Regions from separate parts of the Mus musculus genome. Here region 2 is linked to region 1. A link is a loop called in an ENCODE intact Hi-C map of the cell type or tissue named here. Cell type or tissue: left cerebral cortex. All regions are shown on one strand. Each heading gives the region's core, and the rest is flanking DNA. Links, peaks and the distances in the headings are about the cores only. Region 1 has its middle 9.9 kb from the start of 4930504C09Rik. Region 2 has its middle 87 kb from the start of Gm31550.

What was found. Peaks named below come from ENCODE experiments on the same cell type or tissue, not always from the same donor. Only the 100,000 strongest peaks of a DNase experiment are listed, where the experiment ranks them.
Region 2: it touches region 1 in a loop (2.4-fold over the local background); 2 of 42 quality-filtered maps call a loop at or near these places.

The regions. Positions count from the first base shown.
Region 1 is chr15:69,252,283-69,268,994 of GRCm38, reverse strand. No RefSeq gene overlaps it. Among named protein-coding and RNA genes, the nearest start is that of 4930504C09Rik, 9.9 kb to the left of the region's middle. In left cerebral cortex, for the core only: no CTCF peak of the experiment used is centred there; a DNase peak (open chromatin) is centred at 6,834.
Region 2 is chr15:69,095,782-69,112,493 of GRCm38, reverse strand. It overlaps a transcript of Khdrbs3 not described here. Among named protein-coding and RNA genes, the nearest start is that of Gm31550, 87 kb to the right of the region's middle. In left cerebral cortex, for the core only: no CTCF peak of the experiment used is centred there; DNase peaks (open chromatin) are centred at 6,542, 6,863, 7,444, 7,988 and 2 more places; H3K27ac peaks cover 276 bases.

The DNA.
Region 1 (16,712 bases), core at 2,762-10,761:
ACTTCTTAGAGTTCAATGAATATGAAGCCACTTCATACCCAAACTTATGGGACACAATGAAAGCATTTCAAAGAGGAAAAGTCATAGCTCTGAGTGCCTCCAAAAAGAAACTAGAGAGACCATACATTAGCAGCTTGAAAAAACACCTAAAAGCTCTAGAACAAAAGGAAGCAAATTCACCCAAGAGGAGTAGAAGGCAGGAAATAATCAAACTCAGGGGCAAAATCAACCAAGTGGAAACAAGAAGAACTATTCAGAGAATCAACCAATCCAGGAGCTGGTTCTTTGAGAAAATCAACAAGATAGACAACCCCTTAGCCAGACTCACTAGAGGGCACAGAGAAAGCATTCTAATTAACAAAATCAAAAATGAAAAGGGAGACATAACAACAGATCCCGAAGAAATCCAAAACACCATCAGATCCTTCTACAAAAGGCTATAATCAACAAAACTGGAGAACCTGGATGAAATGGAGAAGTTTCTAGACAGATATCAGGTACCAAAGTTGAATCAAGATCTGGTTAATGATCTAAACAGCCCGATATCCCCCAAAGAAATAGAAGCAGTCATTAACAGTCTCCCAACCAAAAAAAGCCCAGGACCAGATAGGTTTAGTGCAGAGGTCTATCAGACCTTCAAAGAAGATGTAATCCCAGTTCTTCACAAACTATTCCACAAAATTGAAACAGAAGGTACTCTACCCAACTCATTCTATGAAGCCACAATTACTCTGATACCTGAACCACAAAAAGACCCCACAAAGATAGAGAACTTCAGACCAATAACCCTTATGAATATTGATGCAAAAATCCTCAATAAAGCTCTTGCTAACAGAATCCAAGAACACATCAAAACAATCATCCATCCTGACCAAGTAGGTTTCATCCCAATGATGCAGGGATGGTTCAATATACGGAAATCCATCAACGTAATCCAGTATATAAAGAAACTCAAAGACAAAAACCACATGATCATCTCTTTAGATGCTGAGAAAGCATTTGACAAAATCTAACACCCATTCATGATAAAAGCCTTGGAAAGATCAGGAATTCAAGGCCTATACCTAAACATGATAAAAGCAATCTACAGCAAACCAGTAGCCAGCATCAAAGTAAATGGTGAGAAGCTTGAAGCAATCCCACTAAAATCAGGGACTAGACAAGGCTGTCCACTCTCTCCCTTACCTATTCAACATAGTACTTGAAGTCCTAGCCAGAGCAATTAGACAACAAAAGGAGATCAAGGGGATATAAATTGGAAAGGAAGAAGTCAAATTATCACTTTTTGCAGATGATATGATAGTATATATACGTGACCCTAAAAATTCCACCAGAGAACTCCTAAGCCTGATAAACAGCTTCAGTGAAGTAGCTGGATATAAAATTAACTCAAACAAGTCAATGGCCTTTCTCTACACAAAGGACAAACAGGCTGAGAAAGAAATTAGGGAAACAACACCCTTCTCAATAGCCACAAATAATATAAAATACCTAGGCATGACTCTAACTAAGGAAGTGAAAGATCTGTATGACAAGAACTTCCAAGTCTCTGAAGAAGGAAATTAAAGAAGATCTCAGAAGATGGAAAGATCTCCCATGCTTATGGATTGGCAGGATCAATATGGTAAAAATGGCTTTCTTGCCAAAAGCAATCTACAGATTCAATGCAATCCCCATCAAAATTCCAACTCAATTCTTCAACAAATTAGAAAGGGCAATCTCAGATTCATCTGGAATAACAAAAAACCTAGGATAGCAAAAACTCTTCTCAAGGATAAAAGAACCTCTGGTGGAATCACCATGCCCGACCTAAAGCTGTACTACAGAGCAATTGTGATAAAAACTGCATGGTACTGGTATAGCGACAGACAAGTAGACCAATGGAACAGAATTGAAGACCCAGAGATGAACCCACACACCTATGGTCACTTGATCTTTGACAAGGGAGCTAAAACCATCCAGTGGAAAAAAGACAGCTTTTTCCACAAATTGTGCTGGCACAACTGGCTGTTATCATGTAGAAGATTTTGAATTGATCCAGTACTATCTCTTTGTACTAAGGTCAAATCTAAGTGGATTAAGGGTCTCCACATAAAACTAGAGACACTGAAACTTATAAAGGAGAAAGTAGGGAAAAGCCTCAAAGATATGGATACAGGGGAAAAATTCCTGAATAGAACAGCAATGGCTTGTGCTGTAAGATCGAGAATCGATAAATGGGACCTCATAAAATTGCAAAGCTTCTGCAAGGCAAAAGACACCGTCAATAAGACAAAAAGACCACCAACAGATTGGTAAAGGATCTTTACCTATCCCAAATTGGACAGGGGACTAATATCCAATATATATAAAGAACTCAAGAAGGTAGACTCCATAAAATCAAATAACCCCATTAAAAAATGGGGCTCAGAACTGAACAAAGATTTCTCACCCAAGGAATACCGAATGGCAGAGAAGCACCTGAAAAAATGTTCAACATCCTTAATCAGCAGGGAAATGCAAATCAAAACAACCCTGAGATTCCCCCTCACACCAGTCAGAATGGCTAAGATGAAAAATTCAGGTGACAGCAGATGCTGGCGAGGATGTGGAGAAAGAGGAACACTCCTCCATTGTTGGTGGGATTGCAAGCTTGTACAACCACTCTGGAAATCAGTCTGGCGGTTCCTCAGAAAATTGGACATAGTACTACCGGAAGATCCAGCAATACCTCTTCTGGGCATATATCCAGAAGATACCCCAACCGGTAAGAAGGACACATGCTCCACTATGTTCATAGCAGCCTTATTTATAATAGCCAGAAGCTGGAAAGAACCCAGATGCCCCTCAACAGAGGAATGGATACAGAAAATGTGGTACATTTACACAATGGAGTACTACTCAGCTATCATGGAAGGAGTTACAGAGCCAAAGTTTGGAGCTGAGATGAAAGGATGGACCATGTAGAGACTGCCATATCCAGGGATCCACCCCATAATCAGCATCCAAACGCTGACACCATTGCATACACTAGCAAGATTTTATTGAAAGGACCCAGATGTAGCTGTCTCTTGTGAGACTATGCCGGGGCCTAGCAAACACAGAAGTGGATGCTCACAGTCAGCTAATGGATGGATCATAGGGCTCCCAATGGAGGAGCTAGAGAAAGTAGCCAAGGAGCTAAAGGGATCTGCAACCCTATAGGTGGAACAACATTATGAACTAACCAGTACCCCGGAGCTCTTGACTCTAGCTGCGTATATATCAAAAGATGGCCTAGTCGGCCATCACTGGAAAGAGAGGCCCATTGGACTTGCAAACTTTATATGCCCCAGTACAGGGGAACACCAGGGCCAAAAAGAGGGAGTGGGTGGGCAGGGGAGTGGGGGTGGGTGGATATGGGGGACTTTTGGTATAGCATTGGAAATGTAAATGAGTTAAATACCTAATAAAAAATGGAAAAAAAAAGAATGAATTTATGAAATTCCTAGCCAAATGGATGACCTGGAGGGCATCATCCTGAGTGAGGTAACCCAATCACAAAGGAACTCTCACAATATGTACTCACTGATAAGTGGATATTAGCCCAGAAACTTAGGATACCCAAGATATAAGATATAATTTGCTAAAAACATTAAACTCAAGAGAACGAAGATCAAAGTGTGGACACTTTGACCCTTCTTAGAATAGGAAAAAAAACACCCATGGAAGGAGTTACAGAGACAAAATTTGGAAGTGTGATGAAAGAATGGACCATCTAGTGATTGCCATATCCAGAGATCCATCCCATGATCAGCTTCCAAACGCTGACATCATTGCATACACTAGCAAGATTTTGCTGAAAGGACCCAGATATAGCTGTCTCTTGTGAGACTATGCCGGGGCCTAGCAAACACAGAAGTGGATGATCACAGTCAGCTATTGGATGGATCATAGGGCCCCCAATGGAGGACCTAGAGAAAGCACCCAAGGAACTAAAGGGAACTGCAACCCTATAGGTGGAACAACAATATGAACTAAGCAGTACCCCAGAGCTCTTTTCTCTAGCTGCATATGTATCAAAAGATGGCCTAGTCGGCCATCACTGCAAAGAGAGGCCCATTGGACTTGCAAACTTTATATGCCCCAGTACAGGGGAACGCCAGGGCCAAAAAGGGGGAGTGGGTGGGTAGGGGAGTTGGGGTGGGTGGGTATGGGGGACTTTTGGTATACCATTGGAAATGTAAATGAGCTAAATACCTAATTAAAAAAAAAAGAAAGAAAGAAAATGCCCCATTGATTTGCCCAGAGGTCAATTTGATGAGGACATCTTCTCATAGAAGGTTCTTGTCTCCAGAAGAACTTGTGTCATATTGACAAAAAAACTAACCAGGACAAGAAGATACCCTTAAAGCTATGCCCTTTTAACAGTTCATTGATGTATTCCTGCAGCCATAATTGTAATACCTCACCAGCAGCACAACATGGGATGTAAGCCTTTCCCACTTGAGCCTTAGGAAGAATAGTTCATATTTTAACCCTAACATTATCTCAGAATTTATCTTCTAAAATCACAAAGGCTGAATTTCAGGTCCTGCTTTCTGTTCCCATTGCCCTCAGGCACAGATCCAACTTCATTTATGCTACCTAAACATGGTGATTTTCTGTTTATGTATCTTTCTGCCCTACTAATCTGCAAGCTTTTTTCTGGAAGACATCATGTCTTGCTCATTACATTACCATAACTAGCCAAATGCTGGCTACAAAGGAGACTCAGTACACACTTGACAAATTTACTAATTAATGATATTGCTGCTCCATTGGCAAGTCACAGGCAATCCCGACCAAAAAGCACATTATGGGCTATATCAATTTTTAGTAAGGTCTGGATATGGTAAATCCAATTATTATATTGCAAAGTGAAATTACAAAATTAAAATTGGATGAATGAAATAATTAAAGGAAATTTCCGTTTCTTAATGAGTAGAAATGGTAAATGAGATTATATGACACCATGTCAAAGACTGGGCTCAGCTTTACATCTGAGGTGAACATTCTCATTTCAGAATTGGAGTCACACTACAAACAGAAGTTTTGGAGCGAGTATTTATAAACTACCATTACAGCAGATAAAAGCTAAAGATCTGAAGAGAGGAAGGAAAGAGGAGCAAAAGTGAATGCAAGAACAAGAGAGATGTATAGACTATGAAAATAAGGTATTTGGTGAACAGCATTAAAGACATTCCACAGAAATGGAGGAAAAGAGGTGACAGGTATTAAACCCAGTTTACAAAGCAAAATGACGATTCTAGTTTGTTTTCCAGTGCTGTGAGAAACATCACAACTAAAGCCTACTAAGGGAAAGAGAGGGTTTACTTGATGTACAGGTTTTAGTCAATCACAAAAGGAAGTCAGGGCAGGAGCTCATGCAGCAACCAGAGATGGGAACTGAAGTACAACCACAGGTGAACACTGCCTAATGGTTCACTCTCAGACTCAAGATCAGCCACCTTTCCTATACAGTCCAGGGACATTTACCTAGAGAGGATAGCAATCACCATGGGCTTGGACCACCTACATCAAATTAACAATCAACAAAATGTCCCTAGAGATGTGCACATAGGCCAATCTGATGGAGTGGAGGTAATTCTTCTGTTGAGGCTTTCCCTCTCAAAGTGTGTTCAACTTGACAACCAAGATTAACCATCACAGTGAGAAAGCTGGTGCCTAAAACTCAGACTACTCAGACCTATAGTGACAGAGAATTTCTATTGGTACTCTCTATCCATAATATGACCAGATCATTTTATAGTGGTAAGTGTGTGGATAAGATGGTAACTGAAAGGCTAGAACCCTGTGCTCACAGACCATACACATCATTATCATGGAAGATTGACGAAAATGTATAAGCAAATGGCCACTATGATAAGAGTCTCTACCTAAGAAATAAGTATGATAATAAAAATAAAATATTCTTTATTTCCTAGCTTTACCATTTTAGATGTTTTTATTTTGCCTATGTAATCATCAATATTTTCCCTATATCCTGTGGCCCCATTTTTTATTACTAAATTATTATGAAGATTAAAGAGTAAATGAAAATTAAAGAGCTAATGAAAAAATAACAGAGTTTATACCATAAAGTTTGCAAAGCTATTGCTATTTGTCCAAAGTAAGTATGTCACTGTGTTTCCAGTTTAAATGCCTAATGTTGCACTGTCTAATTGGTAGATGGTCAGTTCACATGACTCAAACTATGAGACTGTGCACTGAAAGCATCGCTGCTTGACTCAGACCCTATCTAAGAAGAAAGTATACATCTTTCTCATTATCCAAGTCCCAGGAATAGTCAAATACTCAAAAACTATTCAAGGTCTCTTGGTGATTATAGTCAACTACAATATGACTACTTTTTAGCTCTTCATGCTAAAATTACTAACTTTGTTGATTTAGAGTCCCAAATGAATACATGGGTAAATCAGCAAAACACTATACCTGCAACACATTGTGACCCAAAAGAGTAAAGGAGAAAAAAAAATTGGGATGCCTGGTTTCTCATAAAACCGTGTTACTGATTCCCCGTGTGATCCTGAGCAAACCATTTTCCTTCATTAGGTCAGAGTTTTTCTATTTAAATAGTGTAAATTAAAATACATGCTTGGGTAGTCTTCTCATTTTAATGGATGACTTACAGAATTATTTTGGCCCATTTGGAAAGAAAAGAGAACTGATGATGTTAAAAAAAAATACACTTCTGTCTGCCAGATCATTCTTGCCTTGCTGGCAGATACATGGTGCTCTAGCTGTTTCTGCTACTGATGGAGTTAGGTTTTTTTCCCAGTGACTAGTCTTGGCTCATGAAATGTGAGACTTGGCATTGCTCCACTTCAAGGACCTATGCACAATTCTTCTTGTTCCTTCTTTCCTTCTAGCATAGAAATAAGCATCTCCAAAACACTTTGGATGGTAGATGTCATCACCCCAGCCCTGAGCGCTTACAGTGAGCAGAGCCTCCCACCCCTGCTGACTCACATTAAATGCACTGAGATGTTAAAGCCCCCATTTTTATAGTGCAGCACAGCTTATCCTGAATGACAATGTAAGAGATGATAGGAGAATCCAATCTAAACGATGCAAGTTTGATCATAAGATCCATGAATGAAAGTAAAAACTGAGACTGGGCGAAATACACATCTCTTGTCTCAGAGATGGTCTCCAGATTAATCCTGTAATATCGCTCTGTTCCTGATGATGTTTGGTCCCCAGCAACTTCCAGAATGGCACATGCATTGATGTGGTTTGATGGCTTAGTCAGAACTAGAACTATTTTATGCATCTGCAACAGGGACATGGGCCTATCAAAACCATTTTCAGTATGTTCCAAGGCTTATATCTGTCCCTGGTTCTATCAGACCAAAGCGTAGGGCAACTTGAACACCAACCTCTTTAAAAAACTCACTGCTCAGGGCAAAGATAAGGCTGTCTGAGGAGAGAAGCTCGGCATACAGTTCGAATTCTGGCAAACAATGAGTCTGAGATTCAATCACACTTGGGAAATGTAACCCAATAAAAGTCACATTGTAAGAGGGTTCTCTAAATAACAAACAATAGCAGGCAGAGGGGTGACTTTGTGTAAAAGGAGGGGGTGATTATGAGCGGGGTATTCATCTTTTCTTGAATAAGGCTGGTACCACATGCCTGGAGGGAATGGGCATAATAAATGGTGGTGGCAGAATGTAGGTTAGCTCCAGAAGGAGTGCACGTCAAGGAGGGTTATGAAATGCTGGAGTAAGTGACGGATGAGGTCATGTCATCTGCTTCCCCTGAAGCTCACCAGGAAGGAGATGGAAAGTCTTTCTCAAAGTCAGATGCTGGGGAGCAAGTCAAGACCTAGCCGAGTGGGAGCTCAGGCTGCAGGCTACTCGAGCAGGCTGTAAATTACTCTCCCTCTTTCTACCCAAGGTCTCGACAAACAGAAATCAAACGAGTAGAGAGAGGTCAAAATAACCTCTTTCTATTCACACAAAGGTCTAAACTGATGGCCGTAGCTTAGAGTAACAACCAAATTAGAACATCAAGTGATCTACAGAACACAATCAACTTGTCCCTGGTCCCAGCCCACTGTGGCCTAGGGCAGCTGTCCTGCCTCCAGAATCTTCCATCCTCATACTTTAAGTAAATGTTCGTGAAAGGCAGTTAAAATCTGAACTAAGCCGATTGTGCCTAATAGGGAAGTCACTCCTGTGACTGAGACAGATGTAAAATGTATCAAGGAATGTCACATCCAGTGGTCTGCTCAACATGAAAGGCTTAAGTTTGAGGAGTGAGGGACCAGGCACTGCATGTTCCCCATTGAGTGACATCACCATGCTCTCTACATATTCGTTATTTAATTTAGTGGATTACAACCCTCTGTGGAAGGTATCCATCCAAAATATGATTCACAGATAAGGAAACGGTGCTAAGAGGGCTACCCACTGGTGAAAGTGAAGCCAAACTTATGATCCCATTTTCTTTGTTGTCTGTTTCTTCGTTTTTTATGCAAGAGTCCAAGCAAAAATCAATCCCCCCGACTCAGAAGAAATCTTACCAAGAGCTGCCCACAATGTAGCCATATGTACTCATAGTAACTTCTCTTTTTCACCTCTGAAAGTGACATTAACCATGTAACCGTTCATGGGTTTGGAGAACAGCACGTCAAGTGTCAGGCAAACAAACATGCGGCAGCATATATAAGCAGCTCATGACAGAGACATCCGCGCCAGAATTTTCCCTACACTTGATGATAATGCCCAGGAAAGAAAAATGAATCCGAGATGCACACACCTCCAATTTCTTCGTTGTATAGACCAAATTGCTGCTAGCAAGTGGAAAGATTTGCTCAGGGTTGGGAGTCAAATCTCACCATAATGATTCTCACTTTCTCTTCTGTGCTGCTCTGCTTTGCCGGGACTCTGGTGCTTGAGAACCCAATATGCACTCAGATCTATATGCATGTTCCTCTCAGCACCAGCACTGATGAATATCGGAACAGAGCCCAGTCTATAAGTTCACAGTTGATTGTACATAGATCACCTAGATATTCTGGATCTTATCTCTAGACAAATAACCACCATGGTATGGAAACAGCCTCACTGATGAATCCTTGAAGGTTGTAAAAGAGAAAGATGAAGAGTGAGTTTTGTAAGTAACTCAGGACCTGGAAAAGAAATATTTGGAGCTCAGGATGCTTCTGGATGGTGGGTGTGTCCAGGAAGGGGGATGCTATTGGTTTCTGTATAATTCTATCTGCTGCACTGAAGTCCACAGCTGGGCTTCTGCCTTCATTACTACAGCCTTTTTCAGATTTGAAGCTTAAAGTTTTTCTTTCTGTCTCTTGTATTTTCATATTTTTCTAATTTGTGACCAAGATGCCTCAAGCTTTCATTCCAGGCCCAAGACTCTGGAGAGTACCTGATTCATGAGCCTGAGGGAAAGGCTTTGGGCCAAGGAAAAGAGCAAAAGAGATAGGACCTGCTACTGGCTGACCTGTGTGCTGAGGTCCACCGTGTTTTGAAAATACATTAAATTCTTTCCAAAGAGAGAGTTTCCATTTTAGTTAATAAACCCCCTCAAGGAAGGAAATGGAGCAGAGCATGTAAACAGCTCATGACTGAAACATTTTTGGTTATTTTTCCCTCATACTTGCTGATAATGGAACAGGAACCTAAAGAAATGTTTGCTTCTGTCAGAGGGGGGAAGTTGAGATCCTAAGCGTCTTCTGGCATCTTCCTTCGGTGTTTGAAAATGCAGCTCCAACAAGTCTTTCAGTGTATACCTACCATGCACATAAAACTATGGAGAGAGGACATGGGAAATACTGCAGTAGACAAAGGGAGAAATTAATAAAAGACCTTGGCTTTCCTCTCAGTCTAAGTAGTGGGATGGAGGACTCACCTGATCTTTGTTCATGAGGACCCATGAGAAGCATGGCCCTCACCCTGAGGTAGCCGGTCATACAGAGCACAAAGACCACAAGTCTTGTTCAATGAAGTAGACATACAAATGATTTCACTGAGCAACTGTTCCATGCAGGGAAAACATAAGCATTTATGAGTGAGAGTACCTGGGAATGAAGGAAGAGAGAAGGAAGGGGAAAAGAGGTAATTTGATCTGATGACTGCACATTAATATAAACTGTTACTCTACTGTCAAAGGAAGAAACTTCCAGGCATCTGGATGAGAAAAAGCCTGGTGTGCTAGAAACAATGGCAAGTGTAGTGGAACTGTAGCAGAGAGAGTGAGAAGACAATCATGAAGATGAAGCCAAGATAGTAGGTTATATGGCTTTGGATTAGAGCAATGGAAGCTCGTTTGGATGGCATGGATGAGCCTCCTTGATCACCTCTCTGCTGCTATACATGGCTTAGGTTTTGGAAAGAGAAACAAGTGTCTTCAATTAAGCAGCATGTGGAAGTAGAAGCTGGCAAGAGGACCATTCCTTAGCTCTAGGTACCCATTGGCCTCCACTGGAAACATATATGCTGCTGGCAGCATCTCACTCTCAAATATGAGAAAGTTAGCATCTCACTAACCTAGAGAAGTAGGAATGCAACTCAATATTTTAAATTTTTTCTTTTATTTGAGAGTGCAGCCAAGATTGTTCATCTCTACCAAAAGAGGAAAGGGACAGAAAAGATTTAAAGAAGATCCCTTACCATAAACAACACTCAGCTGCAGAGAACTCTGCCTCCCATTGGAGGCTAGGTGCTCTGTGGAAGTTCATCATCCCAACTACAAATGCCCACCCACGCTGAGGACGATCCAGCCATGGATCTCATATGCTCTCATTCCTGAGATGCTATACAAGGATCTTGCCTTGTGACCCACTGATAGCACAAGGACAAAGGTCCATACCTCTCTATCCTATTGAACAGTGCCTGTATGACAATGCCACCAAGAGAGACATTGAATACTGGATTACAATCTATTTCTCATCTGTAAATAAGAAAGCCTGAGATTAAAGAAGGGAACTAACTTCTCTAAAGTTATCATCAGCTCAGAAAGAAAGGGAGCTAGGGCACAAATTTGTGTTCATCATAAAGCCTGCTCTATTCCCTACTAAATGCTTCCTGTACCTTGGCTATGACCCCCAGAGTAAATCTTGTCATTCTAAAACACTTGGGTTTTTTTCTTTTGGTTTGGTCTGTCTTTTTTTAATCTACAGGCCAGGTCACTTCCTGTTACAAAACAAGCCTAGCTAGGTTTGTAAGCTTCTTAAAACCAGGTCAGTCCCTCATCACACAGCCTTTTCCTAGGGTAATTTCAAGTGAATACTTGGAATGAAAAGCAAACAAACAAAGCTCAGAGAAATGCAGGGGTGGGGGGGTGAAGCAAATGAAGTCAACTGTTTGCAGGCTGGGTCTCCCTTTCCTGTCAGCAATCCTCTCCTCTCCTCTCTGAGGGTGGGGGAGGTGTAGGGAGGGGTTCCTTAACCCCCAGCTCTCCTGACATGGTGCAGAGTTTATGTCACTTCTGATTCATGGCTCCTGCAGATCAAAGCTTTCTTTACATATTATGTTTTGCATAAAAAAACAATAATGTGTTCTGTGAGGTCTGGGTTTTCCTTTCACAGTGCTAATGTTGTAAAAAACCAATCTGACTCCTTACCCTGATCCTCCATGGCTATAAAGTCACAAATCAGGCGTAATGATGGTGCTCTCCTTAAGGACTCACCGAGGCATTTCATCTAGCCTGGTGTACCAGTAATGAAATTTGCATTGTGCTTACAGGACTGTTTTATTGATATAAATGGACTTTTGTACCCAAATGACTGAAGAGCTATTCCCCAACATAAGCATGGCGGGGGACACTTGATTTCTGCCTGGGATCCCCCTCTGTAACCTTGACCATGATGCTGATGGTGGGGAAGGATAAAATGAGCTGGCATTTGCTGTTCTTTCCAGGAGACCTTTGTGTGTCTGTCCTAAGCCGTTTCTTTCTGCTTTCTTCACCTACCTGCCCTTTTACCATCCTGTGTGCCTCAGGCATCCGGTTTATGAATCTCCCTCCAGGATTTTGAAAATGTGCCTATCATATATAGGGGTGGAAAAAGTAAGACCCCTAAAACCTGTCTGGCCACAGGAGACCTAGGGATGCATGGATTTAGAATCTAATCTCCTGTGGTCAAATATTCAAAGGGCTTTGAATGAAAAGCAGCCAGACATGTAAAGATCTGTCTATAAAGACTCAAGGTAGAAGGACAGACATGTGCAGATGTCTCTGAGACATGAATAACTACTACATCAGTTCTCGCTACTGCCTGAATATCAGATCCAACAGGGAATCATTACAAACTCTTGACCCTATCTTTTCCCCAAAGCAACTGAAATGAACTTCCCAAGAGATGAAGAAATTGAGTCCTGAGCAAGATTCTAGTGGAGGACATGAAACAGGAACCCTGAACACCATAGCCACCCCATCCTTTCATCCATTGAAATGAGTTATTGCATGAGACCTTGGTTTAATGGAAAAACAAACAGCCATGCTGAGTCCATGGCTTCACCAACCTCCTCTTCTGTAGGTCTCCTGGGACATGCGCTCAAGATAATTTTTTTTTATAATGGGTGCGTGAACCAACACAAGGGTTGAAAGATACTGATTTTGCCCTCTAAACAATCCTGACTTTTGGTCTCCTACAACTGCAGTAAATCACTTATATGCTTATTTTCACCTTTCACTTTGTCTGTATTTGGGTCAGCAAGTATCATGATTGTTGGTGGTTCCATGGCTGTCATGAAACTGTCAGTGCCTAAGAAATATCTTGATCTACTTACTTTGCCATGTGTTTCTCTCACTTTCCTTTCTTCCTCTCCAACCCCTCCTCCTTCTTCTTCAGCAGTGTCTAGAACTTAAGATTCTCCTATCTTAAGCTTTCAAATGCAGGTGTTACAGAACTGTGCTATCAAACTCAGCCATGAGTTTTTTAGATGGTGGTGGTGGTGGTGGTGTGTGCTTAGACACTACTATATATTTCCTGATTTTTTTTTCAGTTGATAAAAACACAAAATGCAGCTACTTTCCTGTATTGTAAGGCCTCATATCTCATTTGTTCCAATCTGACAGCCTACTCAGGTCTCAAAGGTTGAGAAGTTCCCACAATTCTATTGTAGATGCATTAACAAATGAAAGAGTAGACAGATATTATGATTTTCATTCATCTGTTCACCATGTGCTTACAGTCCAGGTCAGGCCTAAGAACTGTGTGTTTATAGAGAGCTAGCCACAGAATGGATGAAGTTCAGAACATTGTGATGTATTTCTCATCTGGACAAGAGGGAATCACTAGGCTCCTAAGCTCACTCACTCAGTAGGGAGCTGGTTAGGATAAGGCAGTTTGTCGGGCAGAATGTATGGAAACCTTGCACTGTAAGGAGCTGTAGTATATATTTACAGTATTCTGCCCAGGATCTCTTTTGCTCCATTTCAGTTTCTGCCGTCTAAAGCATTTATACCTGAATATTCAAAAGAAGGTCCATTTCCCATGTGCAAACTCAGCCAAATTCTTCGGCCTTGCAGCTTCATGTCACCAACTGTTATGACAAGAATCCCTTTACTTCAAAGTAAGAAAGATTGACCATGAAATTTAACTTCAGAGCCCCCAGGTCCAGTGTGGCTCAGGAAGTCACATCAAGCTCTGCCGGTAGTACTGATCCTGTGAGTTCTGTGAAAATACACCTTTCTTAATATATGATTACTACAAAAATTTTGGGAGAGAACCATGAAGACCTGAGGTAGCTCGGCATCTAAGAGCTTCAGTTGAGAAAAGGGGATGGTTCCAGAACCTCACAAACATTGCCCTATTTTGGGTCTCTCTTGCTGTGACAAAATGTGGACCACACACAATCTGAGAGAAGATAGGACTTATTTGATTTACAGGTGCCAATCACAGTTCATCATTGAGGGAAAACAGGGCAGAAAGTCAAACAGGGCAGGAACCTGTAGCCAGGAATTCAAGCAGAAGCCATGAAATAGCTCATGGGCTTTCTCTTCATGGATAGATCACCATGCTTTCTTATACAACTCAGAATCACCTTTCCTGAGGCTCACACTTCTCACAGTGCACTTGACCCTACTGCATTTCTCAAACAAGAAAATGTCCCCAAAGGCTTGCCTACAGGTCAGAGTGATAGAGGAAATTCCCCAACTGAAGTTGTTTATGGTGACTTATATAAATGATCCTAGATTGTGTTAAGTTGATAAAAAAAAATTAGCCAGCATAAATATTGATGAACAAAGAAACAGAAAGCAGGCAGGCAGAAGGAACACAATACCATGCACATAAGTTTGTAATCATGAATTCATAACCTATGTCATAGCCTATGAAGCTAATGCATCGTCACAAGGAGTTTTGCAGTCTCCATAGAAAGGTAAGACAGGTTATAATGCAAAAAGACCAGCAAAGTGGAGAAGGAAATAGCTTGGATTCATCCAGATATATTCCCCAAGAACTCAAGATGATAGCCTTAGAAAAGTAAAGAATAATGATAACAAATCCAGTACACAAAACATCCATCTGGAAGACTTTTAAAATGCCTCTGGGCCCTCATAGGAGTAAAGTCGTCAATATATGAAGTACGATAAGATGGGTTGGATTTGTGCTTGGCTTAAGAAAGAACATTCTAAGAGTTGCACCATTCAAAGGAAGCATGCCTTTGTTCTAGTTTGTTATCTGTTGGTGAAATGAACACCATGGCCAAAAAAACAACTTATGGGAGGAAACTGTTTATTTCATCTTACACTTCTCCATCAACATCCGTCACTGAGGGCAGTCAGGAGAGGAACCTGAGCAGAAATCACAGAGGAATGAAGCTTGTTTGTTTACTCTCTGAATATCTCATAGACTAAAGCCCAGACTACCTGACTAGGGTCCATGCTACCCCTAGTGGGCTGGGCACTCCCACATAAATTATCATTTAAGACAATCTCTCAGAGAAAAAAGCCACAGATCAATCTGATCTTGGCAGTGAAATCAGATTCCTTTAATCCTTTGATGAGACTCCTCTGACTCCTGGCTGTGTCAAATTGATGATTCATGCTAACTAGGACAGTCCTCCAAGAAGCTGCTGAGTATTCAGTTTATGGGAGTAGACCACAGATTTCAGGAGCATTATCAAAGACAGGCAAGCAGTTTGAGGAGGATGTGAGATTCCATAACTTGGAAAGCTCATCCTGGCAAAGTTTAATAAGCCGTACTTTCTTACTCCGCTTCCAGCCTCACAGAGATCTAGAGTAAATAGACCAATGCTTCCATCACAAGTTATTTCCCTTGAGTTTCTTTATCCCTTACAAAAATATCAACGGGTAAAAAGCAATATGAAACTGGAGACTATACTAAGAGAATGTGTACAAACTTTGTGCAATACATTTAGACTTGTTAAATGAATGATCAAAGCATAAGGACTTATTTTGCTAACACAGATAATTAAAAGAATCTAACATTAATTTAGACAGAGAGATTGTTCCTAAAGGAAACTGGTATGCTGTTCCAGAACAGCTAAAATGTAACAGTTACAAATGGTTTTGCTGTGAGCAGATTAAGACTATTGCATACTGTTGTTGGTCTACCTCTGAGTACTTCAGAAATTAGATTCATTAAAAATGGTATGTCCACTGGAGGCTCACCATGTTCCTGGTTTTGTGTTTCATGATTTAAATGATACATTTAGGCACTAGAGGGAGGCCTTGCCAGTATTCATAACTGAATGTAATCTTCCAACAGGAGGATTCAAGACTGCTAGGATTCTACTCATCAAACATCTTATAAATCATTAATAAAACAATTTTACATATTAAGTCCTCTGGATGTTCATGACAACCATATACTGGAAGGCAAAGCTATATCACTACTGTCAGTATCCCACTAAAGGTTAACACTAAGTGCATGTTTACATGTAGTGGGTATCTTGATTGGGTATGAGATGTGTAATGTGTAAAGTTGGGTAGCCCTTCCATTATCTGATTAGGTCAACCTATTTTCTGTGGTGCACTCACTTTTGAGAAATGTATTAGGAGGAAATACAACTTGACTAAGGATGAGTGGAGATCTTGAAGAAGCTTTTCTAAGTGAGTATATATTAAGGGGGAATATATTTAAAATGCTCTAGGTAGAAAGGGGAAAGAACAGCATCCTAGAGCTGGCTTTATAGAATCACAGTTTGCTTCATGAGCTGGATTGGATCATATATGAAACATTGGAAGGAACCACTTGGAATGTGAACAAGTTCACACTAACATCTATTCTAATCTGTTTGTCCCTGGCCATGTTCTGATTTTCTATGGATCCTTAAATGTGGGCAATTTTCACACTTTGCAGGTAGAAGATTAGGGTATCTCTCTGGGTGTGTGGCTTGCCACATCTCAACTCACCACAAGTTGCCAGAGCATTCCTATATTTTTCCAGACCCTTGATCTTGGCCAATGCACCAATGATTTATTCCAAGAAATGTAACCAGTTACTTTTCATTGAGAATTATACCCACACCCCTCATCAGAGTTAGAATAACCCTTTGGACCTTCCCTGGATCCCCGTTCAACTCATCTCCTTTAGATCCTAAATGTTCACTGTAGCCCAGTTTACCTGCAGCTGGGCTCTTGGCCACAGCACGCTGAGCCCATATCATGTGTTTCTAGTCCAGAACTTTGCATGTTTCTCCTGTTATGTTCTCTCCCTGTGGTCAACTAAGACATTTCTTGCCAAAGGGAAGACTTCTTTC
Region 2 (16,712 bases), core at 3,939-11,938, 160 kb after region 1:
TTCTTGTGGACAGTAAGCTTTATTCATTTCATCCTTTTCACCTTGAATGCTAGAATGCTCAAGGGCCTGGTTCAGGTATGTGGCCATCAGTCTTACCTGGCTATATATCATTTCTTCAACCTCAGTAACCTTTTCTCCACTTTCGCGTCTTTCCCTTCTATCCTTCTGTGCTATAATATGCATCGTCAGAACCCACCCTCAATCCTTTAGTGGAGGTGTGTGGGGGGAGGAGAAGGTGAATACCAAAGACAGAATTCAGTCAGTTAAAACTATAAAAGTCCACCAACTTCTATGAATTCATTTACGCACCAAATAAGAACAATACATTTCTCTGGAGAGGCGATGAGACAGCATGCTTTCTTCCCCTCCAATGTAAAATGTTGTTGGTAGTTTAGGAAAATGAAAAATAAATTGTCCTGACTTCTCCCTACCATTTATCTCCTGCTGAGGTTCCTCTTAAACAGCCTTTTAAAAAAATCTATCTGCAAATCCAGGTCAGAAAATTAGGAGTGACAGATTGCAGAGTGCACCTAGGCTTTCCAGCTCACAGCAGATGCAGGGGCATCAAGGCAGGGCAGCCAAACTCCAGAATGGGTCTCTTCCCTGTACACCCAGGGCTGCAGATACCTCATAGATGTGTGCATCTGTGTCCGCTGCAGCCAAGCTGGTTACAGCACAGACTGCGATCTAGCTCGGCAAGTTATAAGTTCAATATGAGTCTCATGAGCTACAACCCAAGTGGGAGTAGCCTGCTGCTTCTCGAGGCTATAGGAAATAGTCCATCCTGACACCTCACAACTTCTGCTATGCTCCTTGGCTCAGGGAACCTTCCTGCACTGACGCATTTCATGTGTTCTCTCTCCAACAGAGATCCTCACAATGTCTTCCTTTAAAGACCTTTGCGATTAGATTACACTAGCCCCAACACCCACCAGTGTCTGCTTCTCCAGTACCAGGATTACAAATGCTACCATGGATAGCTTTTTATATGGGTGTTGGGAATTGAACTAAATCCTCATGTTTGAAAAGCAAGCTCTCTTCAGACTGAGCTATCTCCCTGGTCCCTTGTTTTCCTACCTTTTTGGTTATATTTACTGCAATTCCTACAAGACCCAGATAACTGATTTGGACCAAATGATGCCCTCAAAATGGCCCCAGGAAGGGACAGGATCTAGGCTTCCATTCTGTAGTAATCTCTTTCGCCCTCACAGCTGACCTTTCTGGCACTCTTCTCATAAGATCAGTTCTTTTAGAGAATAGGGAGGTCGCAGCCCTGCTGACCTGCCTGTCCCTTATGTCACCCTTCCTCCTGTCCTCCAGAATGATTCTGTTTCTGTGAAGCATCTATTTGCAAAGCAGGTCACAAACAGGCATCTAAAGATAGAAAGCCATTATGGATCAGACAGGTGTCTGCATGTGTCCTCCACAGGCTGAGTCTCTTCTGTTTTCCCCCTTCCTTCTGCATCTGTGTCTACCACACCATCCTCTCTGTCCCATTTCCGTGGCTTGAGGAGATTGAAGGGTACTTTTCATATGGCATGCTGTTGGGATAATGCCCAACCCTTAGCTGCTCTTTGAGGTCCTTGGGAAAGGTGTTCCTTCATTTATTCTTATGATTCCCACTAATCTAATGTCATTCCAGCTTGACAGCTGAGGGAAACTGAAGCTCAGAGGGATATAGGACTGGCTTCAAAGCACAGGTCCAGGATGCGGTAAGCTGTGTCCATGTCCACAAAGGATACCATCACTGGGGATAAGTGAATAGTCCGGAAGTGTGGGGTCCAGGCCTGCTCTATCTTAGTTCGGGGGCAGTGTTGCCTCTGGAGCATTCCTGCTCTGAGATGCAATAACCCCATCTTACCATGCACACACAATGTGAAGCCTGCCCATGCATAGCCTGCTAGCAGGCTCTGCAGCCCCAGCAAATCTGTGGCAGAGGCAGGGTCCTGTGCTTACTTCAATGGTGACAGGGATCTGCCAGATTCATATTTTCACTGGAAATTTTATTTTATGTGCATTGGTGTTTTGCCTGCATGTATGTCTGTGTGATGGTGTCAGATCTTGGAGTTATAGACAGTTGTAAGCTGCCACGTAGGTGGTAGGATTTGAACTCAGGTCCTCTGGAAGAACAGTCAGTGCTCTTAACCTCTGAGACATCTCTTCAGCCCTTCAATTGTAGGTTTTGCCCAATTAATTGCTGAATCTGAAGTCCACTGTGGCCCCCACTCCTCACCTTGGCCTTTCCCTGCACAGCTGTCCTTATCATACAGTGATGAGCTTGGAATGTGGAGCGAGTTTTCCTAGCTAATTGGATTGCCTCTTCCTACAAAATAGTAAAGATTAAGTCTTACTGTTTGAACCTGGGACATCAAACCAAAAGCAGATTTGGTCACTTCCACACAGTTTCCAGTAAACGCAGAGACTGGGCCTGGTGAGTTTCACAGAAGATGGGAACCCACTCCTAGACATCACTCCCCTCCACTCCCCAGGAAACTGACTCCTGAAGAAGGCAGCTTACTGATGCAGGTGACTGCTTTATGGAGGGAAATTAGAAACCCAGGTGTCCATGCAGACTAGGGAAACAAACTTCCACACTGTGTGAGCCAGAAGTGACAAGGTCATGACCACATGGATGCCAAAACATAAGCATCTTGTTTAATCTCTGCTTAACAAAGGAGAGAAGAGTTTCCTGAAGTGTCTACAATTTGACTTCAATTGTTCAGTGTAATGGATTTGTGGAGCAAAAAAAAGTAAGGAAGGAGCATTGTGTGATATGGCTGAACCCTTGAGTTTAAGTTGGAGAAGTTAAAGGCTGGAAGGAATGGCTAACCTCAGTTGGGCCTTCATGGTCTCAATAAGTGTTGCTTATTATGTTATTGCTATTCTCCAGTGTTGTATCCCTCACAGACACAGACACAGACACAGACACAGACACAGACACAGACACAGACACAGACACAGACACAGACACAGACACAGATGTGATGTCTAGGTGAACTTCCCTGGGAATTTCATAGATAATACTGTTTCTTCCTTCCTCTGGCACTCATAGTACTATGGATGGCTAGAGAACGAATGAAGTAGAGTTTGGCTGCCTTGATTTGTCATCCTCTCTTTTCCTCTTTGGAATATTTGCAGTTATCTCTCTCTCTCTTTCCCTCTCCTTCTCCCTCTGCCCTCCCCTCTCCATTCCTTTTCCTCTTCTTCTTCTCTTTGTGTGTGGGTGCATGTGTGTGCCATGTGCGCATGTGCAGAGGTCAGGGGTTGTTACTGAGTACCTTCCTGAATCTCTCTCCATCTTGTTTGTCAGAGACAGGCTCTCTCTCCATACACTAAGAAGAGCACTTCAGCTAGGACTGGCTGGCCCTGAACTTCACAGATCCTTTCTTGGCCTTCCTGGTGCTGGAATTATGGACAGTTGCTTTTTGTATGGACTCTGAGGGTGGAGGGCCTGAACACAGGCCCCCACACATACGTGGGAATTAGTTTACCATATTCCCAGCCCTGTACTCATCTCTGAGTACCACAAAGGGGAGAAGTTGCCATCTCACTATCTACTCTGTTCCCACTATAGGAAGTTTCCTTTGGGGTTTGGGACACTGCCATCCCCTGACTAACTGCAGGCTGTTTGGGACAACAAGGTTTGGAAGGCAGGGTGGAGGGCAGATAAGTGAATCACATTTGGAAGAGATGTCAGCCTTTTCTAGGTTGAAATAGCAAATGAGAGAGCTCGATGTTCTTTGCCCGATTCTGGATTTCACAGCGTTGGGTGTGTTTGGGATCTATCTTCCTCTTTACCTCTTCTTCTTGCTTCCTGAGCAAAGCCTGAGAGATGCTTAAGAAAGGAATGTCCTGTATTCCACCCAGGTTGGACCCCACAGGGGCACAGTGGGCATTGGATGAGGGACTGACTACATGAGCAACAGTGGCATACTTTCATTCTTCTGAAAGCCAGGTCAGCATAAGCCGGGGAACAAGGCTAGTAGCAGTCTCCTTATATGGTTTCTACTTGAGCTTCTGTCCTATCTTCCCTCGACGATGCATTGTTATCTAGAGTCAAAGGTGAAATAAACTCTTTCCTCCCCATACTTGCTTTAGGTTGTGATATTTATCGCAGCCACAGAAACCAAACCACAGCAGCCTGGTTTCTGAGACTCAGCTCTCAAATACAAGATCAGGAGCCAGGCAAGCCACGTTCTATATGGCAGCCAGTGTCCAATACTGGCAGAAAAAGAAGAACCTCTTGGGCTCCGCTGGTGCTTGGCTCCAGCATGCTGCTTGGCTCCCAATGTGGCTAGGATCCCAGTGGAATGAAGAGAGTCAGGAGAGCCAAGTCCTCAGTCGGCAAGGGCATCATGAGTCAGCCAAAGAAATTGAGAGTAAATCCCAGCAAAGACGGGGAGGTGTGTGTGTGTGTGTGTGTGTCATGAATCACATGGTACAAGTGTGAGCGTCATGAACAGCTGCCATCCTCCTCTACCATTGGAGGCTACTGCCTTGGGGGAAATTCAGCTAAAGGGACCCATGTTGTGCCAGATTTCAATTGCAGCTGGACTACTCTCTTGGCTGGATGACTTGGGGAGACATCACAGGATGAGGTATGAATTAAAGGCAATGAACAACAGACACAGGCAGGCACTACAGGGAGGGAGTAGCAGTTTGTAAAATGACAAAGTTTCCTAGTCTGCTAACTGGTCTTGGAGGGAAACACTGTTAAGGCCAGCTTGTACCTCTGCAGAATGGCACCTGGGCACTTTCCCACCCTTCTTCCTTGCACATAATCTTCTATCATGGGAGCCACCATTGTTCTTGAGCAGGACTTTCCACTTCAGGCCCAAGACAGTGCTGGTCTTGTGAAGGTGTGTTTTTAATTTGTGTGTGTTCCTATCATACTTCCTTCTCTTTTAAGGTATTATCCTGAAGGACCTAAGGGCTAGACATGCCTCCTACATAGAATGGGAACTGACTTTCAAGCATGGCCAGTGCATGGCCAACTCTTCCCGCAGGCTGGCTGTTTTGAAAGCCATCATGAGCAGCTCCAGAGCTGGCCCAGAGGATATGAAGGGGGGAGCTGGAAGGGATTCAGTGAAGAGGAAGCAGTGGTCACTGTTGAAGCTGAAACGACCTTCAGTTTGTAAAGTCAACTGTGACTCTAAAAATGCATCAACTTGCACTGTGGTTGAGAACAGCATCCTCCAAGAGACCACAAAATAGGGTCAATCTGACCCCATCTCAACCTCACATCCATGTTAGGCCACTGGGGACTCAGGGAAGGATAATGGTGCATCAGTCTGTCCTTCTTAAGTGCAGGACATACACACACGGACACACACACAGACACAGACACTTTGTGTAGGTCTAGCGAATATGCGACACTTTAGTGGACCCAAGGAAGTATATAACAGGCACAAATTCCTCTGTTCACTACATTTTGCAGTTAGAAACCCACCCCATGGATATAAATGTGGGTGCTGGGATGCTGTGACCAATGTTAGGCTGGGGATAAGGAAAGTTCATGGGAAGTGCTCCTAGCAGAGATAACTTACTTAGGGGCAGTGCCACACTGTTGGGAAGCATATTGGAAGAAAAGGAAAGAGTTCATGATGGTATAAAGTGCAGATATGAAGACTGCAGACTCCAGAGGAAGGGAAACAAACCCCGAAGACTAGGACAGATATAAAGCTGGTTGTATGTGTGGTGAGAGTTCAGCACAGGCAGACTTAAGAATTCAGGAGGAAGACTGAAGAGCCATTGGGAAGGTAAGCTGGCCCAGAAGGGAGAGGGTTCTCAGACCGTAGGGAGTTTGATGTTTACTCTAGAGACAATTAAACAGCATCAAAAGATCTTGGTGCAGAGATAGTTAGACATCCAGGAAATGCAGTCTAAAGCAGGGTACGAAGAGATGACACAAGTTAAATACTGGAGACCTGAAGAAGCATCAAATGATGCTTCCAACAGGATCTTACAGAAATAGCATAGCTTTCAGTTAGGTCTGTGAAGCTGGGGTGCTGGCTGGTTTTGTGTGTCAACTTAACACGTGAGAGCCATCAGAGAGGAAGGAGGCCCAGTTGCTGAAAGGCCTTCATGAAATCCAGCAGGAAGGCATTGTTTCAATTAGTGATCAATGCGGGAAGGGCCAGGCCATTGTGGGTGCTCTGATGATCCTGAGTTCTATTAGAAAGCAGGCTGAACAAGCCATGTGAAGCAAGTCAGTAAGCAGCACCCCTCCGTGGTCTCTGTATCAGCTCCTGCCTCCAGTATCCTGCCATGCTTGAGCTCCAGTCCTGACTTCCTTTGGTGATGAACAGCAGTGTGGAAGTATAAGCTGAATAAATCCTTTCCTACCCAACTTGCATTTAGGTCATGGTGTTTTGTCCTAACAAGAGAAACCTTTACTAAGACACTAGGGATCTGAGCATCAGTGAGTGGGACTGCTGCCAAGGAATGGCTATACCTACATGCTATATCTCATGTGGATATGGGAGAAGTACTACTGTAAGTGATAGTTGATAGAGATCCAGTTCTCACCATGCCGCAGGGTTTTACTACAAGAGAGTAGCATACGTGCCATAATTTTCCCATAGCCTGTAAGACAGCCTCTGCTGTCCTATCCTGAGGACAAGGATACTAATCATATGTGTGATGCACAGGTCAGTAGGAAACCAGCTTATAGATGGCCCTAGTTGTCTTACCCCCTTGTTCATAACTTTACGTGATTACCTCCAACCAAGGTTGCTTGTGACCAACAGCATGTACCACAGGTGATGTAATGTCACTTCTTAAGATAGGGTTGAAATATCTATGGCTTCTCTCATCTTCCCTTCTATCAAAGGCTCTCTCTTAAACCAGCTGTGTTGGGGAAGCTGCTACCAAGTTGTGAGGTTTCTGAGGCAGGCTGTGGGAGGAGTCACATGACAAGGAATGGAGAGGTATGGGTAACAGCCAGCCCAGTTGAGTCTGCCCAGAGTCCCACTAAGCCTCCCAAGACTCTGTGATAGAAGGGGTCCCAATGAGTCACCAGAAGACCTCTCTGAAGTCTTCAAGTGAGTGGTGTATGTTGAAGACAGGCATTTAGGGGCAAGGGCAGGGGCAGGGGTAGGCATTTAGAAGGCTGGGTTTTGTGGGTAGTATGGAGGGGGAACTTCTTACCCATATGGTTATGTTTTGTCAGTGACAGGTGAACAAATGGCAATTAGGAAAACGGACAGAGCAAACTCTCCAGGCAGAGCCAAAGTGAGGCACCAATGTAAATCTCCACCGAGGGCAGGATGAGAAGCCATTAGGGGCTATGAAAAACAGCACTGTGCCAGCGCATCTATCTGATCAGTCCAGCCTGGGCCAACCTGGTCACATTAAGGCAGAGATCCTCCAATAACAAGAAGGAAATCTTTTGGCACAGCCACAGCCACATTTTCACAACTCCACGAGACTGTCACTTTGAACATAGCGCTTTAGGGTCTAATGTAGTTAAATGCACTTGGAAAAGAGCCAGGAGCTGTTATTTTTAAAACCACAGGGAGCTGCTGAGATCCTTTTAAAACCAAACCAGAGAAAGGTTATTTTCAGCCTTCCATGCTTGAGAGCCGTTGATGAGAGGATGTCAAGCCAGGGACCCCCGAGCCTCTGAGAATTAACTCAGCCAAAGAGAAGGTGAGTCGCCCGCCTTTCAGATGGAGAAACTTTCTTTGAATCCTCTATGCTGAGAAACTCCCCCTGGCATCTTCCCCTGCAAAAAGGACAGGTGGCTGTTCTCGATCTGCAGACATTCCAAGGACACTTACTAGAGGCCAGGCTGTAGACCGAGTAAGGGATACCAACCACCTGTGTTCGTCTATCTTGTCCTATAGTCCACTTCTCTTGCCAGGTTGGTGTCCATCCAAAATTCAAACACTAGAACCTAAGGCCAGTGTGACACCAGCAGATACATTTGGGAAGTGACTAGGATTTGTTCATATCTCCAGGTTAGAGCAGGTTCCCTTGTCCTTTTCCATGGAGATGTGCAGAAGCAGAAAGAGCATGGGAACCTCCTGGCCTCCACTGTATAGACTGTCAGCGTGGGGTATTTTGGGTTGCGTACTTGGAAAGGAGGTACCCAAAGACTGAAGGGACTGGCCAGTCATGGAAGCCATCCATGACTACCATACTCTGATGGGTTTCAGGTGTAGCGCTTATCCACTACTTCTGCAGCTGGAAAACGGGTGAGTTATGCCAATTGTCATTTCCTTGGTGTGCCATGGCTGGCTGGCTGAAATGTCAGGAGGGGCACATAGAAACCCAGCCCATGTGGAGCTCTACATTAGAGTCTGAAGGGAGGCAGTGCTTGGGAGCACAGGTAGGACAGAAAGCTGTGAATTTTGTCTTTACTTGGCAGCAATGACATCCCAGTGGTGTAAAGGAAGATGCTATGGGAGGTTGAGATGTCCTCAACTGGCTATACTGAGGTAGCCTACTCCAGCCCATTGCATGGGGTGCTGAGTGGAAGCTCTGCTGCTGCCTAGCTATGCAGGTGTTACTGCATACACCAGAGGCCCCCAAGTACCAGACTTCCCAGTTCTATTCCTTACCAGCTCTCATGTCAATGAGACAGTGGGATCCCAGGGCCACTTTCTCCCTACTTTGTTCCTTCTGAAAACAAACCGAGGAGACCCATAGCTCCTTCCCCAAAGTAAAGCCTAAGCAGGAGCTAAGAAATCCTGTCTCCTTGAATGTGATACCCCAAATGTCTACACTGTAGTTGAAGTTCCTCATTCTACTTATCAGGAAAATTTCAAACAAGTAGCAACTGCGTGTAAAGATGAACTCAGAAGTCATTTACTGGATAATTGGCTGAGCAGGAAGTTAAGACAGGGATAAGCAGGTGTCGTCCCACAACCACAAAGGCACATGGGAAAGAAGGTGAAGATGTACAGCAGACTGGTAAGCTGTGGAGTTTCCGGAGTATGCATGATGAGATATGCACTGTGAAGTGACTGGGTATACAGCCTTAAGACAGGAGGATGAAGACTCTTCCAAGTGTAGAGCCCTACTGACACAGAATTGACACAGGATGCATTCGCTCAGCTGGCTGCAATTTCACCCCACTTTGCTGCATCTACCCTTGCCAATGTCTTTCCTGTATTGCTGGTGTCAAGCCCAACACCTGAGCAAAGACCTCTCACCATCTGCCAGGGAAAGTAACCCCACTACTGTCTTCCATACAGGGCTCCAAGCCTCTCATCTCTGTATCTCTCTCTCTCTCTCTCTCTAGCCTTGGTGAAGTCCTTCTAAGAGCTGACAAACCCACGCTCCTTTCTTGATCTAATCCAAGCCACTGCTTCACTCTCTTGGCCACCAATCCTGGGGCTCACTAGCCCACCTGGCATGAGGGAACAAGCCTCTTCCCTTGAGATCCTTTGTGTGGACTACCACACCCCATTTGCTCTCAGCCCATAGCAACTCCCTGGTGCACTCCTTCAATGACTTAGAAATCCATGGGTCTCTTCTCAGACATCAATCCTCACAGCATAGCATCATTGAACTCTATCTAAAGGCTGTCTGCCAGGCCTTTCTCTCTAGCTGAGCTTGTCCTCTTCTGATGTGCAGCTCACACAAGCATCACCTGCTCCTCCTACAACCAATATTCCCTGCTCAGAAAGACAGTACTTCTCAGTGGCTTGGGACCAGATTCTTTGCATCATCCAGCTGATTTCTTCCATCTCACCAGCAGTGCTAAGTGCTCTCCTCTCAAAATTCACCTGAAATCTGGCTACTGCTGCCATCCTGCATTATGTTGGCTTTCTCTTCCCTTCCTGGACTTTATGAGATTTAGCCTTTTTTTTTTGGAGAATACTACCAGATTTATGGCCTGATAATTGGCAAGGCAGGGCGACACATACTGGGTTTTTGGTTTAACTTCTCTGCTCATCCCATTAATGGCATCCATTAAACTCAAAGGTAATCCTCCATTTTGTATCCTCTTTAGCTAGCTCCCTAGCTCCACTCTTCTCTGTCTCTTTTTCACTCTTCCACTTCTTACATGAGCATCCCTGCCATCCTTCTAGCACTAGGACTACCCCCATCTCAGCAACTTTGAATACCCAGGGTCTCAGTGAAACTCCCTTGTTTACTTGTTATTGGTCTGCTAAGGCGTTGTTTTATTCTTCATCCAGGCCTGGTGGAGTGGGGCTTTCTCCTGTTGCCACAGCTCTACCACCACCACCCCATCTTCCATTTGTGGGTGGGGGCCTGTCTCCACTGGAATGGACTCCCTCTGGTTTATTCTCTGCTGTTCCTGTAGTTAGTAGCATGTATTCGTTCTTAGTAAATACAGATGTGTTTAATGAAGGTGGTAAAGTCACAGGCCAGAATTTAGGTATCAAAAGTGGAATCACGGTGACAGGCCAGAATTGAGCTGGAAGGCTCACAGCCCCAGAGGTTCAGTTGAGTCAGCAAGTAAGAAGGGAGCAAAGAGTTTCTCATTTATCTTATCATAGCCTGGTAGTCTGAGGTTGCTAATTGTTTGAATGGACTAAAGGGTATGTTGAACTGCTATGGCTCTCCCGAGCTTGTCCCCTTGCTGCTGTTCCCACCTTGTTTTACAAGCAGCCTGAGAGCTAAAGGGCACTGCTGTGTTCTCTAGCACAAGCTTTCCATACCACATAGAAGATGGAAGGGTGGATAGTTGATAAATATAAAGGTCAGAACTTTAGGAGTAGACAGCTGTGTTTTAGGGATGTATAATAAAAGGATAAGAAAAAGTTAAAACAGTTCAAAGTTATTCTGTAGTTACACATTGTCCCAAACCCAAGATGCATCCCAAACCAACATATTCGGGAAGAAAGCAATACCTCGACGACTCTTGAGACTGCTCTGGAAATTCCAGGATCAGGAAGCATGCTGTGTGAGCTTCCAGCATGAAACACATGCTCCCAGGGTGGACAGAGTGAAAATCTCAACACACTAGCAACCAATGGAAGAAGGGACAGAGTGGCACTACACAGAGACGATGACCTTTGTGTTCCATTTCAAATCACAGGCAGCACCAAAGTCCCTGCTCTGCTTGAGGTACCTCTCCTGCTGAGGCCTCTATCACAGGCTGTGACAGGACAGGTCTCTCTTGCCTAGCCCATTGACTGGCCCATAAGAGAGATGGATGTTATTCATGCATATGCAATCTGTGTAGGTCCTTGAAGTCTTGTGAGGACCAAGAGTTCTACAAGGCTCTCCAGTATGCAAGCTTTATAGAGCTGTGTAGAAATAACTAGATTTTTGGTCTTCATCTATATTAAAATAGAAGAGATTTTGATGGGGAGCCTTTATTAGCTACAATACAAAGCATTTTTTTTTTTTGTTTCTCACACAACAAAATAGAATTTTCTTTAAAAAGAAATAAAAACCTTCTAAATTAAAATAAAAAAACCACACTGTTTCATAAAAGCATTCCAAAAACACAAATCTGGGACAAAACAACAATAATCGATTGATGACTGTCACGTTGGCGAGCCAGTGGTTCATTTGCCGAGTAGGCATGATGGTGAGGTGAGTGTCCTTAAGCGGCCTCCCCAGAAGCAGGTCCTGGAAAAGAGAAAGATGAAGATCGTTTGTACACATCGACAAAGCAACAATGATAACATCTGGGCCAAATGGTGGGTTTCTGGCCAGAGCACCCAGGCGGGGATTCGGCACACACACAGGACACACAGTGGCAGAGGCAGTGCAGCAGAGACTGGCTGAAGTGAGGGCAGAAAACATTGGTGGTGCACTGTGTTCAGGGCTGAATTCAGAAAGGCCATGCTTGTGTCACCCCAACTATGGGAAATAGACGGTAAACTTCTCGTGGGTCTGTCCTGGGCACTTGCCTTTCATTCTTGTCTAATAAGGAGACTGCACGTTTGAATAACCCCTTTAGTAATAAACACCACACCCAGGTGACACTCAGAAGGAATACAGCAGCCCCAGCATGTGGGGTCCCTGTGTCATGCTCCAACTGCACACACCTGTGCTAGGGGACAAAGTGACAGGCTCATAGCTTGCAGAGACCTAGCACCTTCTGGTCTTTCTATTGCATCTTGCTCCACATGTCTCCTGGCAACCTGGTATGTTCCAGCGATAGCTACTAAGTCCCCAACCACACAAGAAGACCATGCAGCCAGTGCCTTCAGCACCTCACACCTACGTCAGCCTGTCAACTCTAGTGTGTCTCTCATCCCTATAGACATGCATGACTGACTTTCACAATCCCATTTCAGCTTCAACCCTGCCTGCTTCCATTGACCCAGTACATCACCCTCACCCAACACCACCTCTGCAGTCACTGTCTCTGAGTCTTTTATTCCCCAAACATACTGGGGCTACCTACATATGGCGCACTGAAGAACCTGACACAAACTGTGTATCAAAGGACTAACACACAGAAATAAAATACTTTTAATATGGCAGCTCTTCCAACCTTTAATCAAGTTTATAAAATGTAAAGTACTCGCTTACGTCTGCTTGAGAGCTTACTGGCATGTGAAAGACAACCCACGCAATGAAGCAGGGGTTCAAATTGTTCCTGGATTGAGTCTTGTCAGCCGGTAATCTCTAACAGAAATAGCGGACTCTTTTGGCTGAAGATGAGAGAGAGAGACCTCTGGCAAGATGGCAGGATCCAGAGAAGCAGAAAAGAGGGAAAGATAGGCAAAGACACTGTGACGCCCCCAAAAAGGTTCAGGGCTCCAGGAGGGAGGCCCTTTACTAATGATTGGTACAAAGCCTGACGTTCAACAGTATCTGTTAAAAGCAAGCAGGCTCCCGGAAGGAGAGAACGGGCCTCAGGATGGGTGAGGATCTCACCCCTGCTATAAGGCACACAGAAGGCAACCTAAACGGAACCCAAGACCCTTATCTCTCCTTGCTCATTCACATGCCTCCAGCCCACCATGTACCAGGTGCCATGAACCCCACAGAAGCAGCAGTACCTGAGTGTTCTCTCTCTCTCTCTCTCTCTCTCTCTCTCTCTCTCTCTCTCTCTCTCTCAACACACACACACACACACACACACACACACACACACACACACACACACACACAACCTGTTTACAAAGTTGTAAAAGAAGACCAAAGAAATCCTGGTACATTTTTTTTTTCCTATCTGATACAAAGCTACCGCATTCCTTCAATCTACCATGCATTGTACCACAGATGTTTATTATTTTGACGGTGGAAAGAAGGTCAAATACCTAGTCACAGAGCATTTGTCAGAATTCAGAACGTTTCAAGGGTCTTCTGAGTGGTGACTGGGTACAGAGATTTTGGCCAGGGAAGAAGGTTTCCTTTTCCTGTGTGTGTGTTGTGCTTCAAGTCTTACTGGAATTGATAGGCAAGTGCTAGATTATGAGCTGGACCAATGGGGCAAGGGAACGTGGTATCTGGGAGATAGCGGACAGACAGGAAGGGGTCACAAGGAGTGAGGTGTCTGTGGAACAACAGTGAGGCTTCCGCGCAGTGGGCAGGCGAGGAGCAACCCCATCTGCAGGCAGAGGCAGAAACAGCAGCAAGACACACAGCCGAGCACTAACTGGAAGAACTGAAAATGAATTCAGCCTGGGAGGGGATCTCTGAAGGTCAGGGTTGGAGGTGGGGTGAGCTCTTGGAACTAGGAGTCCTCCTAAGGAATTAGAGTCATCTGCAAGTGACTGCAATTTCCCATTAGATAAAGAGGTTGGGATGGGATGGGAACCGACTTACAGCATCCCTTTCCCAGAATGACAAGGTCTACTTTAAAGCTAAGAATGAGCTCTCTCCTTCCTGTCCCTATAGAACACTGCATAGAGGACATAAACCTTATCTTATTCCCTGCAGATTTTGAAAACAGTGACTTAGGGGCAGTTGGATTTCTGACTGTATTTCAAAGCCATCAGTTTTATATGGGGCCTTTCTCTGTAATACAGCATGATGGGTATCTCTATGTAATTTTGAGCTAGATGGAGAAGTAGGATTATCTGCATTGTAATTATTTCCATGACATCTCTTCCCCCACAGGGGCCTCTCGGCTTGCCTCCCTGTGCCTTGGGCATGGCTCGGTTCTCTCTTTGCTGACTGACTAAAGCCGCCTGAGGCTGTGTGCTGAGCCAGCCTGGAGACAGCAGGGCACCTACCCGAGTTCTCCACTCTTCATTTGCTGGGCTCTAGGAGGTTTGTCCTGAGTTCTGGGTGGAATTTAGTGCATGGCGGTGTGGTCTCTGTCTGCAGAGCAGGCAAGCTGGAGGGAGCTCCTGCACACCAGTCTCGTCCCTCACCTACTAGCCCAGCTCATCTCTCCCATTCATCATCTAACATGGTTGCCAACTGCTCCAGGATCACACCGCCTTATGCGAACACACAGCAACAGAAGAGAATGAAAGACCTTTGACCTTGTTTTGAGCATGCTTTAACCTGCAGAGCTCTATCAAGGCCGATATCTGGGTCGTGTTCATTTCATGGGTGGGGCCCCTACAGTAGAGAGGAGGTTTCACTCAAGGTTACCATGCTGGGTGATGGGTACTCCTATAATGTGGCCTGTTCTGTGTGAAGATATCCTCTTTCATCTGGCCCTAAGCCCCTGTTGCCAACTTCCTCTTTCTCTAAGCACCCTGCCCGGGTATGCCATCCCTCTACAGGCATCTACAAAGCATCTTACTTGTATATGTCCCAGGCCATGCTGATTGGCACTTTGCTTCCTAATTTTCACAGCAGACTTGTGACACTTTCAAGGGCAGGAACTGTCTTTGTTTCCATATGCTTTCCACCTGTTGCCAGACAGATACTCAGAAGAGAATAACCCCACGTGAACACTAAGAGTGACTTGACTTGAAATACTTATTAACACATGATGTTCAGGACACGATGTTTTCATTGAAAAGTCAATGGATCTCCTTATGCAGAAACGTGGGGCAGGGATGGGGAAGGGAGGAGCAGGGACAGTCACGATGTTTGGCTGATGACTGGTGGGATAGAAGGGAGCAGACAGCTCCCCATTGTGAGAAGCCTTCACTCTGATGAGACCAGTGTAACAAGGAGACCAGGACAAGGCAGTGTTTGAAAACCTCAAGGCTTCAGACCCCAGCAGCTCTATTCAAACCTTGCTTCTATCAGCTATGAGGATTTAGAGCTAACGTAATGACCTCACCTTCCGAAGCGTGGTTGCTTCCTCTATAAAATGCAGATGGCAACACTTATAGTAATTAGAATTCAATGAAACAGTTAACAGGAAGTGATAAGCACATGCTTGGCCACTGATACAGCTTGCAACTACTATGCAGTGACATCAATACCGAAATCAAGTAACAGTCACAAAATCAGCTCTTTAGAGAGGGCAGAGGACTGCAGTATAATTACCACGGGACCCGGGCTGAGTTCAGAGAGGATGATGGAAGAGCTAACAGTAGAGAGGACACTGAACTGAGTCCTGAAGGTTGGGGCCAATGCCATGTGCAAAAGGGCAGGGAATACTGATTCACTAGAACGATCAGATTTCAAGTGACTTAAAATGAAGGGTCCTGTATCTTTCAAGTCACTACATCCCCACTATCTAATTTTGCCTATTATTATCTAACTCACCCTCTGTAATGCAATCACATGAGAACACTCACAGGAAGACACAGTCCAGGAACAGAACCCATGAGCACAGTATGGGGCCACTACAGACACTTCTTAGAGCAGCAGGAGGAAATCAGGTTTGCCGGAGGGAGTGGTGACGGGGCAAGAGACTGTCCAGCAGTTGGGATGCTTGACTATCAGCCAGACTGCTCCGAGAATTGCCCAGCAGAGAAGTAAAGCACGCTAGGGAGGGTTTCACTTCAGGACAGCTCTAGTGAATCAACAGTTTAATCCACTGAGAGATACAAACTGTGAACAGACTGTCGGAAAGTGATGGGATGCTGGAAGGTGAGGCTGGTTGGTGGAAGTGTGTCCCTGGGGGTTTGTCCATTCAGGGTCTGTGTCTGCCCGCTTCCTGCTCCTACCCTGCTCTGAATCTTGCTGGTTGTGGCAGATACTGCTCTGTCAGGAATCCCCTTTAAGTCACAAGTCACAGAGAAGCAAGTGTTACTAACATAGCAGCCAGTAGGTACACCCAAAACAGACAGGACCAGCTCCTACTTCCTGGAGTAATCCCCATTCACAGTCTGACAGAGCTATGGACTCTGGAAAAATGAAATAGAGACAACATTCAACAATTCCTGGCTGTTAGAAGACCACCCTCTGCCTACTCACAAGTTCTGATTGAAGAAGCATCCCTGAGGGCTGGCACACTCTAGATTCAGTACAGGGTCTGAGCCAGAGAGAGAGCAAGGGAGTGTGTGTACTTCACATTGCCCTACAGGGAAGGGATTGGTATTCCCAGAGCTTATCCAATGGACCATTGCCAACATGCAGCCTGTAGCCCTGTGCCACAGTTTTGACCTACAGAATTTTATGATAATAAACTATTTGCTGTGTAAGCCACGAAAAAGAAAAGGCCACATTAATTACTTGCTATGCCAACTGCTAAACAAGAGTACTTCAGAAAGAAAGGAACCCCTAAAGCTGACACTATGACATGCTACATTCCTCCCCTATACAAACAAACCAAAACAAAAACCCACGCAAACAACAAACTGAATAAACATCACCATTTTGCTCTATTAGGAGAGATTCCTTTTCTTTCTATGAGCAATTTGAGTGTTTCGGTTAATTCTGACAATTAAGAAAAGTTCCTATGCTTCTTCTCCTTT